2 separate regions of the Homo sapiens genome follow, and region 1 is linked to region 2. The links are chromatin loops, found by intact Hi-C in ENCODE. Cell type or tissue: heart right ventricle. All regions are shown on one strand. Region 1 overlaps IQCJ-SCHIP1 (IQCJ-SCHIP1 readthrough). Region 2 overlaps IQCJ-SCHIP1 (IQCJ-SCHIP1 readthrough).

Region 1 (5,000 bases), 58 kb after region 2:
CAGACTTTCAGGGTCCACACCAGAACATGGCTGTGCAAGAACAGCTGGCTTCCTGATTCTCAGCCTGCAGTCCAACTCCCTTCTCTTCCTATCCCTGAACCATGGGGCGTTGTCTGCATGTATGTGAACACCTCCAACCCCTTACTACATGTCCAAGTTCCATTCATACTCAACATCAACAGCCCCCCTCCACTGGCCACTCCTTGGGCCTCTGAGTGTGCATACTAGTGGCACAGTCTGTCCTTGGAAGACAGGATGTGAGGTAGAAGGCTGTATAGGTCAGGGTTGTAGGCTTGCAATCAAATTCCCTCAAATGAATAGGGAATTCTAGGGTATTGGGTACCTGGATCATTGCCTAGAAGGGAAGGCTTGGGTTCCAGGTGGGCAAGACCTTTTGGCCCCTTGAACTCTTTGCTATGGGGGATGGAAGATGTGTCTGAGAATGTGGCTTTAGGATGGCCAGAGATGGTTCTGTAAAACACGTGACCTTTACTTGCAGGGGTCTAAGGGCAGTGTTGTTAGTAGGCATAACCCCACAGTAGTTCTGCCTCTACTGTGTGTAATGTGTTGCTGTAGACGTAATAATTGTTTACTAAATATATTTCACTCCATAATGTGGATTTATTTCTTTTCAAGGAACTATTATTGTCTCTATAAAATTCTGAGTAGGAAGACTTCCTTTGGGTTGCAGGGAGGTTGGGTGGTTGGATGATGATGGTGGTTGGATGACCACGGAGCTTGGAGCATACAGCCCAGGTGGCAGCCCTCTTGGGAAGAGCTGCTCAGTCGTAGACTACTCCAGCTGGCAGGGGCAGCAGTCTGTCCCACTTCTCCTCTCCTATCCTCCAGACATGTGGGTTTTGAGGGTTAGTCCACAGCTAGAGAGACTGCTCAAGGTCTGTTTACCCCGGAAACTCCATGTGCTGAAAGAATGTAGAAGACTTGAAGTTTCAAATATTCTTTGTGTTGTTTAAGGGGTCTTGAAAAAAACTTCTTTGTCACAGATTCAGGCCAACTCAGTATTCTATGTAATAAAAAGAAAGCTCCTCACAACAGGGAATCCCTAAAGCATTTATTCTGACAGTGAAATAGACATTTTTGAAGTACTCAATGAATTTAATTAGCCAAATAGTAATTAGCTATGATTTAAATGGAAGATTATTTCAAGAACTGAACAGAATACCACTGTTTATCTTCAGCATAATCTGAGTAATTGACTGCTCTTGAACTTTGATGTAGATAAAGGAAGCTACCTACCATCTGTTTCCTTAGGAAGAATATTTTTGAAAAGAACTGTAAAGTATAAACCCTTCTGGAGCCCAGTACCCCTCCCATATCTGAAGAAGTCCATAGATTTCATATGTAAAATTTTTTTTTGAGATGGAGTCTTGCACCGTCGCTCAGGCTGGAGTGCAGGGGTGCAATCTCAGCTCACTGCAACCTCTTCCTTCCAGGTTCAAGCAATTCTCCTGCTTCAGCCTCCTGAGTAGCTGGGATTACAGACACCTGCCACCACGCCTGGCTAATTTTGTATTTTTAATAGAGACGGAGTTTCTCCATGTTGGTCAGGCTAATCTTGAACTCCCGACCTCAGGTGATCCGCCCCCCTCAGCCTCCCAAAGTGCTGGGATTACAGGCATGAGCCACCACGCCTGGCCTCATATATAAATATTAACACACACTTCTGAGCCCAAACATGACTCCAAGTTTTCTGTCATGGACAAAGATGGGGAGACAGCACTTTTCTTTGCATAGATTTCAATTTCCAAGTAGGAGGGATTTTTACTTTCAGGTATGCCAGGGAGGATTTTTATGAAAGTAAAACTGGCCTAATAAGTGAAGATGCTTAGGGCTGTCAGCATTCCTGAACTACACTCACCAGAGCTTCTTAAACACATAATTCTCTCTAAACACTTTGTGCAGACCAAGCTCATGCGGGCCTGGAAGGCAGTTTCCTGGCCTTTTCGTGGAACCATCTCCAAAGATTTCATAGTGATGCACATTGTGTTCTTTCTACTAAGGTGACTATTTTTAGAGTGTGAAAAACAAAGACCATGATTTGACATTCAATTAAGTTAATTTACTCATCATACATAGTTGGGGATGGTGTCAACCTTCACGACTCATCTATACGTGTGTTTCAGAGAAGCATTAGAATACATCTGTAGCTATATTTTTTCTTAATTTGCAGGGACTGTGTAATTTAATATATGCATTTTCCTCTTCACTAGCATTATCAGCCATAGCAAACATGGGATTTTCCAAAGCATGGAGAAGTTGTGCCTATAAACTAAAAGGCCTTTCAGACTTGTACAGGAGATTCACTGGCATGTCAAACCAACAAGTTCAACATTTCTGCCTCTGAATGTCTAAAGCCATACAAACCAGCTACCTGTCTGCTGTTTTCTCCACCTCTACTTCTGTCTTTGTCAAGCCCTGAAGCTTGACTCTGAAGCACAGAAAACCGAGAGCACAAACCAGTCTGTGGCCTGGGCTCCTTTCTGAGCCTTCCTGGTCCAATGTAGGGTGTACATCAATGGCAGCCTTGTCCCTGGTGCTGGGGTTGGCACAAAGTTGCTCCCAACCTTAAACTCCGTAGATACTGCTGCCATTGTAGGGCTCTTCACCATCTCTCCCTGATCCCTGCTTCTATTTCATGAGTTATGGTTTCCAAGGAGACATGTGCCCATATATTCAAGAGGTGTGCCCAGTGGGTCCAGGTACGACTGAGTCATATCCTAATTGGAACTGGCCTAGCCTTTGGGATTGCATTTTTTTCTAGGTTCTCACTTAGGGAGCAGTGGCCTTGCTTATATACACCTTGCCTCCCTTCTTATCCTACTTTTAATTCAAATGTATTTTTCTAGGGCTAGCTTTTCCCAGCTTTTTTTTTTTTTTTTTTTTTTTTTAATCCTGACCCTATATGTAAGAACAGTGGATCAAAATCCTGCTATGCATGGACAGGTTTCCTCCAAAGACCGCTGCCACATGTCTAACCTTGATCTTTCAAAGACTGCCGGGACTTCCAGTTGTTGTATCTAGTTCACCTGCTGGATATGCTAGCAGCAGACACTGGAAGTTAGGCCCCTGGGCACTCTGCATGGGCTGTCCAGATGCCCTCTCAGGGGCACTTTCTGTAACTGGGCCAGTCCTCTCCAGGCCCTCTTCAACCAGTGCTGGGGACTTAGCTTGGTGCCCCTCTCCCTGACCCTTCTAGCCACAGTTTGTTGGGGATCAATGATTATGACTTGTGCTTAATTAATGTCACAAATAGGCCCAATTTTAAAAGAATTTGTAAGTTACATTTTATAAATATATGAAGGAGATGGCAAGGGATTGATGAAGAGAGTGAAAGTTTGTGGGATAAATGGAGCGTGCCCATTACCTGGTGCAGGTTTTGCAGATGAGTTATATTTGGAAATAACTTTGAAGAACAAAGGAAGTAGTGTGATAAAAATATGTAAAGAGACGGTTTCAGGTAGGTTAGATAAGCTCCATGGAAAGCATTGGGTAAACACTTTCATAACAGGGGGTACCAGGGTAGAAGGAACTGCAGGAGGAGAGAGCAGCATACTGGGAACATCCTGATGGCAGCGACTGGCTTGTTCATTTTTGTATCCTGGGCCTAGCACAGTGTCCCAAACATGGTTGGCATTTGGTAAACCTACTGTCATTGAATGAATGTTAAATGAGGCTGCACATGTTTTTTGTTGTTGTTGTTGTTGTTTTTAATATTAAGTCATTTCCTGGTGGGAAACAACATATTAGATAGCAAGTAACTTTCTCCCTCAGCTCTCCCCTCTGACAAAGGGCAAGCTGGCTTACGCATTTCTAGAGATAAATGGGGACCTCCTTTCAGGGGACCTAGAAGGATTTGCGGTAACTCATTTGCATCCCAGAGGAAAACTCCAAACTGGGCCTATATAGCTGCTCACATGAGAACTTTCCAAAGTTCTTTCCTCCAGGAACCTGTTGTCTAACATTACTGACAAGAGATATGGAATCAGGTGAGAGATTGCCAAATCAGCCTCAGCTATGCCTTTTTGATCAATTTAATCAACACATTCCAAAGCAATGGTATCTGCATACTGAAGAAATAGTCTATAGCAGTATCAAGAAGTCACAGACATACATGGCTATAGCTAAGCAGGATACAGGATCAGTGCATTTTCTTTGAAGTGCTGGAGAAGTAACTCCAGAGCAGGGCCATGCAGACTGCTCACCAGGCTCTGCACAGCTGAGACTTTGTACCTTACTGTTGCATGTTTTTTCTGTGAAGGTATTAGCTTAATTAAGGCAGAGACCCAGTGTCAATGATAACCAAATAACTAACAGAACAGAAACATTGTTTCAAGGCTGTGTCACTGGACAACTGGGATTTTTGTGTATTGGAGGAGGCGGGAAACATTGAGGAGCCTTTTTAGAAACCTCTAAAAGGCCAATACAAGAAACAAAAGAAGTAAACAGGTTTCGGTTACTTTTTTTCTTATTTGGATAACAAAAAGAGCTTATATGGTTCAGAGACTCTCTCATTCCTGTGGTGTGAATAGGGAGGGGCATGTTGTATTAGAAACTGCAGTACTCGCCACCACCACTTCTATTACTACTAGTGTAACCATCAGGGTTTTCTGTGCCAGAGACTCCACAGTGCACTTTTCATTTACCTTTACTTATATTTTATTTAAGACAAGCTTACAAGTAGGATGCTATTTCTTCTCCTTTCTAGAGATGAGGAGACTGAGGACCAGTAAGATTAAATATTCCAGCAAGGTCTCTCATAGAGCAAAAATTCTCAACCTTGGCAGTAATGACACTTGGGATTAAATGGTTGTTGTTTTTGTGAGGTGAGGGGCTGTCCTGTGCATTGTAGGATGTTTAGAATCCCTGGCTTCTGTCTATGCTAGTAGAATACCCATCAAGTATGACAACCAAAAATATCTCAAGACATTGCCAAATGTCCTGGGTAGGGGCGCAAAATTGCTCCAGTTAAGAATCATTAC
Region 2 (5,000 bases):
GACTATGGAGTAATTTTATATTAAAAGAAAACAATCAACAATTCTTCACGTCTCTGAACACAAAATAAGTGGAAGTGGGTTTGCTTTAGGAAGAGCTTTCAAACAGTGAGACTGGTTGATGATTAGGAATGGGTTTCCCAGTGAGTTGGGCATCCTTCTGTGAAGGGAATGGGCACAGGGGATGAAGTAACTGTAGTCCTAAAGCTGAGCTACACAGCTGGTTTCCGTTTTCAAAACTTATTTCCTTTGCCAAGGAACAGTGTAATTTCCCAGGCAATAGAAAAAAAAAAAAAAAAAAAAAAGACAAGAAAAGAAATGAGAAATAGCATTTATGGAGCCTATGCCGAGTTCTGGGGTCTTCTGATCCTAATTAACATTCATTCTTTTTACAAATAAGAAAGCTAAAGTTTAGACTGGCTGAGTAATTTGCCTATGGTTATGGAAATAAATGAAGAAACTAGAAATTTAACTCAGATCTGCTCAATTCTAGGCTGGAAACTGAGGCACAGATAAAGTAAGTGGCTTGTGTGAAGTTGTAAGATCCATATGTGACTGAGGGCGGGGAGAGTCATTGAGTGAAATGTTTGGGAAGACACATCTTTTTTTTCGTTGGAAATACCTTGACTTATCTTATAAAAGATAACAGTATGGGCTGGGCACTGTGGCTCATACCTGTAATCCCAGCACTTTGGGAGGCCGAGGTGGGCGGATCATGAGGACAGGAGTTCGAGACCAGCCTGACCACATGGTAAAACCCCGTCTCTACTAAAAATACAAAAATTAGCTGGGCATGGTGGCACGTGTCTGTCATCCCAGCTACTCAGCAGGCTGAGGCAGGAGAATCGCTTGAACCTGGGAGGCGGAGGTTGAAGTGAGCCGAGATTGCGCCATTGCACTCCAGTCTGGGCGACAGAGCAAGACTCCCTCTCACAAAAAAAAAAAAAAAAAAAAAAAGTAAACAATAATAATAATAACAATATGGTACTTTTAGAGATTTTTCAGCTTTAAGGATAGAATTTTGTTTTTCTTTGTGCATCTATATTTGAAAGCAATGTATTTGACACTGCTTTCTGGATTTGCTTGGTACAAAATGAAGCAAAACTATACCCATGCACTCTGCTGTCTTCCACATTGTGAATGCATAAGTTAACTTTTTGCTTGGGACACCAATGTTTCTGAATGAGAAAGGTCCAAAGTAAAGCCCTTTGTGATTTTAGAGTCAAGAACAGATCTTTCTTTTCAGTAACCAATAATCACCACTTTGCCCATCCATCAGAAGTCGGAGGAGAAGAGAGGAACCCTTATACTAACAAATCCCTCGTGATAAAACAAAATCTTTTTTCATGAACATTCTGTCTTTAGAAAGCACTAACAAGTGGATAGAGCACTTGTTAGTTAATAATAAGAAGAATTCTTCAGTGACTACTCAGATGAATGAATATTTTTAAAAGGCATGGAGTATGTAAGGAATTTTAATCCAGCCTTCTTGTTCACTCCCCCACACAACTGTAGAGAAACCACTGCCTCTGAATGATGAATGGACCTTGACTCAACTAGGAGGAAAGAGGACCCCAAGCCCTGTAATTTAGCATCTCTTTTTTTAAATTCCTGGGTGGACTCCTTTTTTGGCTGTAGGCTCAGTTAAACGGCTTTGGATATTACGTAAAATGACCATCAAGTGTTTCTCCTTCTATACTACACCCATCTCTTTTCAAGCTCTCAGTAAAATCCCAACCCCAGCTGTATATACATCTCAATCTTAGAGAGAAACACATTTCTGCTAGGAAATCTTTAGCTATTAAAAAGTTTTATTAGTTAATTTCAAATTAATATTGTACCAGGCTCCAGACCATGGAGGAAAAAAATTCAAGAAGCTGAGTTAGTAAATGACGGAGCAGTAATTAGCTTAAATGAGATTTCTTCCAGCCCTTTGCTGGAAGAAAGATGACACAGAAAATCTGAGATGTTTCTGTGGATGACACAGAAAATCTGAGCTTAGAAAATCTCTCTTCTCTGCATGTGGTACTATGAGGATGCCAGAGATGCATTTCCACAATCATAGTCTTGTTTATTTATTTAGTCTCCTACTGCAGTGCTTCACACATGCACCCCCACCTCCTGCTCTGTGGCAGCCAAACCCTAATGGCTAACAAGCCAGGCTGCAAAAAGGGTTAAGGCTGCAGCCTTCCAGGCCTATAGACATTCCAAACATTCATGTACTTTCTCCTCTGCAGTCTGGTCCTGTAGCTCCAGCTCCTGGAAAGCCTTCAGCACTTGCAGAAGCAGTATTTCCTACCAGCTATGTTTGGTTTTAACTTGCGGTTCACCAGGTTATATAGCTCAAGAGTCTAAACTTATCCCTCCACGGTCTTATCTATAATTTGTCCCTCTTCCCCAGCTGAATTTGTTTCCCCTGCCCTGCCCTGCCCTGGAAATGCCTCAGGGCCTTCTGTAACCTTGCTGCCTTCTCCCCACAGGAAGTTAGATGCATCCTCACTGGCTGCATTACTGCACATTTCCCTTGTAACCTTGTTTTTTCCTTCAACTCAAACTTCTCCAAACAGCACCATCTCTGCTGACCCTGAAATTCTCTAGCCCTTTCATACCAGTCTTTCTAACCCGCCATGAGAACGATTATAGAGGGCAAATTGCGGAGAGAAGGTTTGGGAACTCACCTGCACAGCAGCAAGGATCAGACACAGGATGGGGCTGCCCGCAAACTTCCCAGGGACTGTCTGCAGCCAAATCTCTTGGCCTTAAAGGGACAGGGCACTTTTCACCATATAAGGAAGACAATTTCACTTGACTGCTTTGGAACCTGTTTGGGCAAGAAGCAGCTCCTCTTGACATTGCCTGCCAGGCTTCAGCCTTTTGAGGAAATTTGGAGCCTGACAATTCACAAGTTTCTGCACATAGTAGGCAATTTAATAATTCCTAAATAAGGGGCCAGGCGTGGTGGCTCACGCCTGTAATTCCAGCACTTTGGGAGGCCAAGGCAGGTGGATCACCTGAGTTCAGGAGTTCGGGACCAGCCTGGCCAACATGGTGAAACCCAGTACCCAGTCTCTACTAAAAATACAAAAATTAGCCAGGTGTGTTGGCGGCCTCCCAGCTACTCAGGAGGCTGAGACAGGAGAATGCTTGAACCTAGAGGCAGAGGTTGCAATGAGCCAAGATTGTGCCATTGCACTCCAGCCTCGGCAGCAGAAAAAAAAAAAATTCCTGGATAAGGCACAAGAAAGATATTTGGTGGGCTAATTTTAAAGGCCAGAAAACCCTTTATGTGGGACTTATTCTCTTACAAAAATGGTTTCTGGCAACTGTGAAGTCTTCCTCAATTATATGAAAGGGCTTCTGCTTCTATTTCAGGTTTGGCTTCCTTGAGACAGAGGATCTTGCTCGCCTCAAAGAGGAGGGCAGTTTGCCCCCTTCCTCCTGACTCCAAGACAAAAGAGAGAAGACTGAAGAGTGGTAAAGCTTGTGGTGTGAGATTTGGATTGTTGTAAGACACATTTGCGCTGCATCCTGAAAACAGTGAAGTGGAGATGATTTTGCTCTTTCAGCAGATAGAGAGCCCTTCCGAAACAGATAAACACGCACAGTCCTCAGTGGAGGCCCTCTACCGGCCTCGTCTACTCCTGAGCACACCTCTTGGACTCCCTTGGCTAAAGCCCACAGCTGAAGCTTGAGGGTTCCTTTTACCTTCCAGCTGGCAGGGACGAGGATGTGCTTTAGCAAGAGCAAAGATTTTCTACTGATAATATTCAAATGCAAAGCTGTCCTGTTGATTTGGGGGTGGATTAAAAGTAATTATAAAATGTTAGATTCTAAGAAGAGAGTAGAGCCTAATTTGGTCATCACTTTTGTGGTAACATACTTCTTTCTTTGCTGCTAACTGGATATTGTCTTTGAAAATGCTTTGACGTCTGCCAGGTGGCTCCAGCCAGCACCTACTCTTTTTTGCTTAGCTTACTATGCCTAATATCCAGTGTCTGAATCACAGATTTGGGATCTTTTAAAAACGGAATTTGGCGCTTGATTATAGAGTCTCATACTATCTTCACATCTTACTTTCTTGCATAAATTTTGAGTTTTAAGGACAAAGGCCACTCCATATTCCTCCTACTCTGATTAACTCCCAGCATGGAACAAGCATGTAGTAGAGTGGGAAATCTTTGTTGGATTTAATCAACTGAATGGAACCCTGGGTTTTTGTATGATGTCTAGATAGTTTTATGAATAAAATAGGTGTTTACTAAATAATTGTTTAGTAAATGGCTAACCCATCCCAGCCTCACTGGGAAAGAGAGGGAAAGGGGAGCTCCTCTCCCTTTTGCTGTGGTCAAATAAATACATGATTTATTTGCTTTACTCTCTCTTTTATATCAACTAGTAATTTTCATATCATTAAATTTTCTTTAAGGGAAGAGGTCAAAGGAATATCTTTAAAAGGTAATTATTGTGATTACTCTTTGATCCAGCAATCTAATTTCTAGGAATTTAATCTAATGAAATAATTAAAAAGAGGCAAAACATTATATTAATAGAGCTACTCATTGCATTACTATCTATAACAGCCATAACAAGAAATGACTTAAAGTTTCTAAGGTTATTTCATACAGTAATAATAATAGCTCATGCTGATTGATTGCTCATCATGTACCAGGCACTGCTCTAAAAGCTTTATGCAGATTAACCCACTTAATCTGTAATCTCACTTAATCTGTCTCAATTCTCATGTCAAACCTATGAGGTAAAAATGGTCATCATCCCCATTTTATAGGCCAGAAGACTAAGGCGCAGAGGTTAAAAAATTCCCATTTGGATTGAGGTATTTTGGCACCAGCATTTACAGTCTTAGCATCATTCTTTGCTCTCATTAGGACTTCCTGAACATTATAATAGGCACTAGGGACAGACAGATTTATGAAACAGAAAGGACTCCACTTCATATAGCCATTAAAGATAACAATTATGAAAACTATGTACAAATAAGGAAA

Evidence for each region. Hi-C counts contacts between places; a loop is a spot of excess contacts. Peaks named below come from ENCODE experiments on the same cell type or tissue, not always from the same donor. Only the 100,000 strongest peaks of a DNase experiment are listed, where the experiment ranks them.
Region 1: a loop joins it to region 2, with 4 times the contacts of the local background. A loop is called at or near these places in 2 of 110 quality-filtered maps.

Annotation. Positions count from the first base shown.
Region 1 is chr3:159,672,508-159,677,507 of GRCh38, reverse strand. The region is part of intron 4 of IQCJ-SCHIP1 (IQCJ-SCHIP1 readthrough); the gene reads right to left. All of the region lies in intron 1 of SCHIP1 (schwannomin interacting protein 1), which reads right to left. Among named protein-coding and RNA genes, the nearest start is that of IQCJ-SCHIP1-AS1, 94 kb to the left of the region's middle. In heart right ventricle, no CTCF peak of the experiment used is centred here; no DNase peak of the experiment used is centred here.
Region 2 is chr3:159,730,090-159,735,089 of GRCh38, reverse strand. All of the region lies in intron 4 of IQCJ-SCHIP1 (IQCJ-SCHIP1 readthrough), which reads right to left. All of the region lies in intron 1 of SCHIP1 (schwannomin interacting protein 1), which reads right to left. Among named protein-coding and RNA genes, the nearest start is that of IQCJ-SCHIP1-AS1, 36 kb to the left of the region's middle. In heart right ventricle, a CTCF peak has its summit at 2,688; no DNase peak of the experiment used is centred here; H3K4me3 peaks cover 1,116 bases; H3K27ac peaks cover 1,302 bases.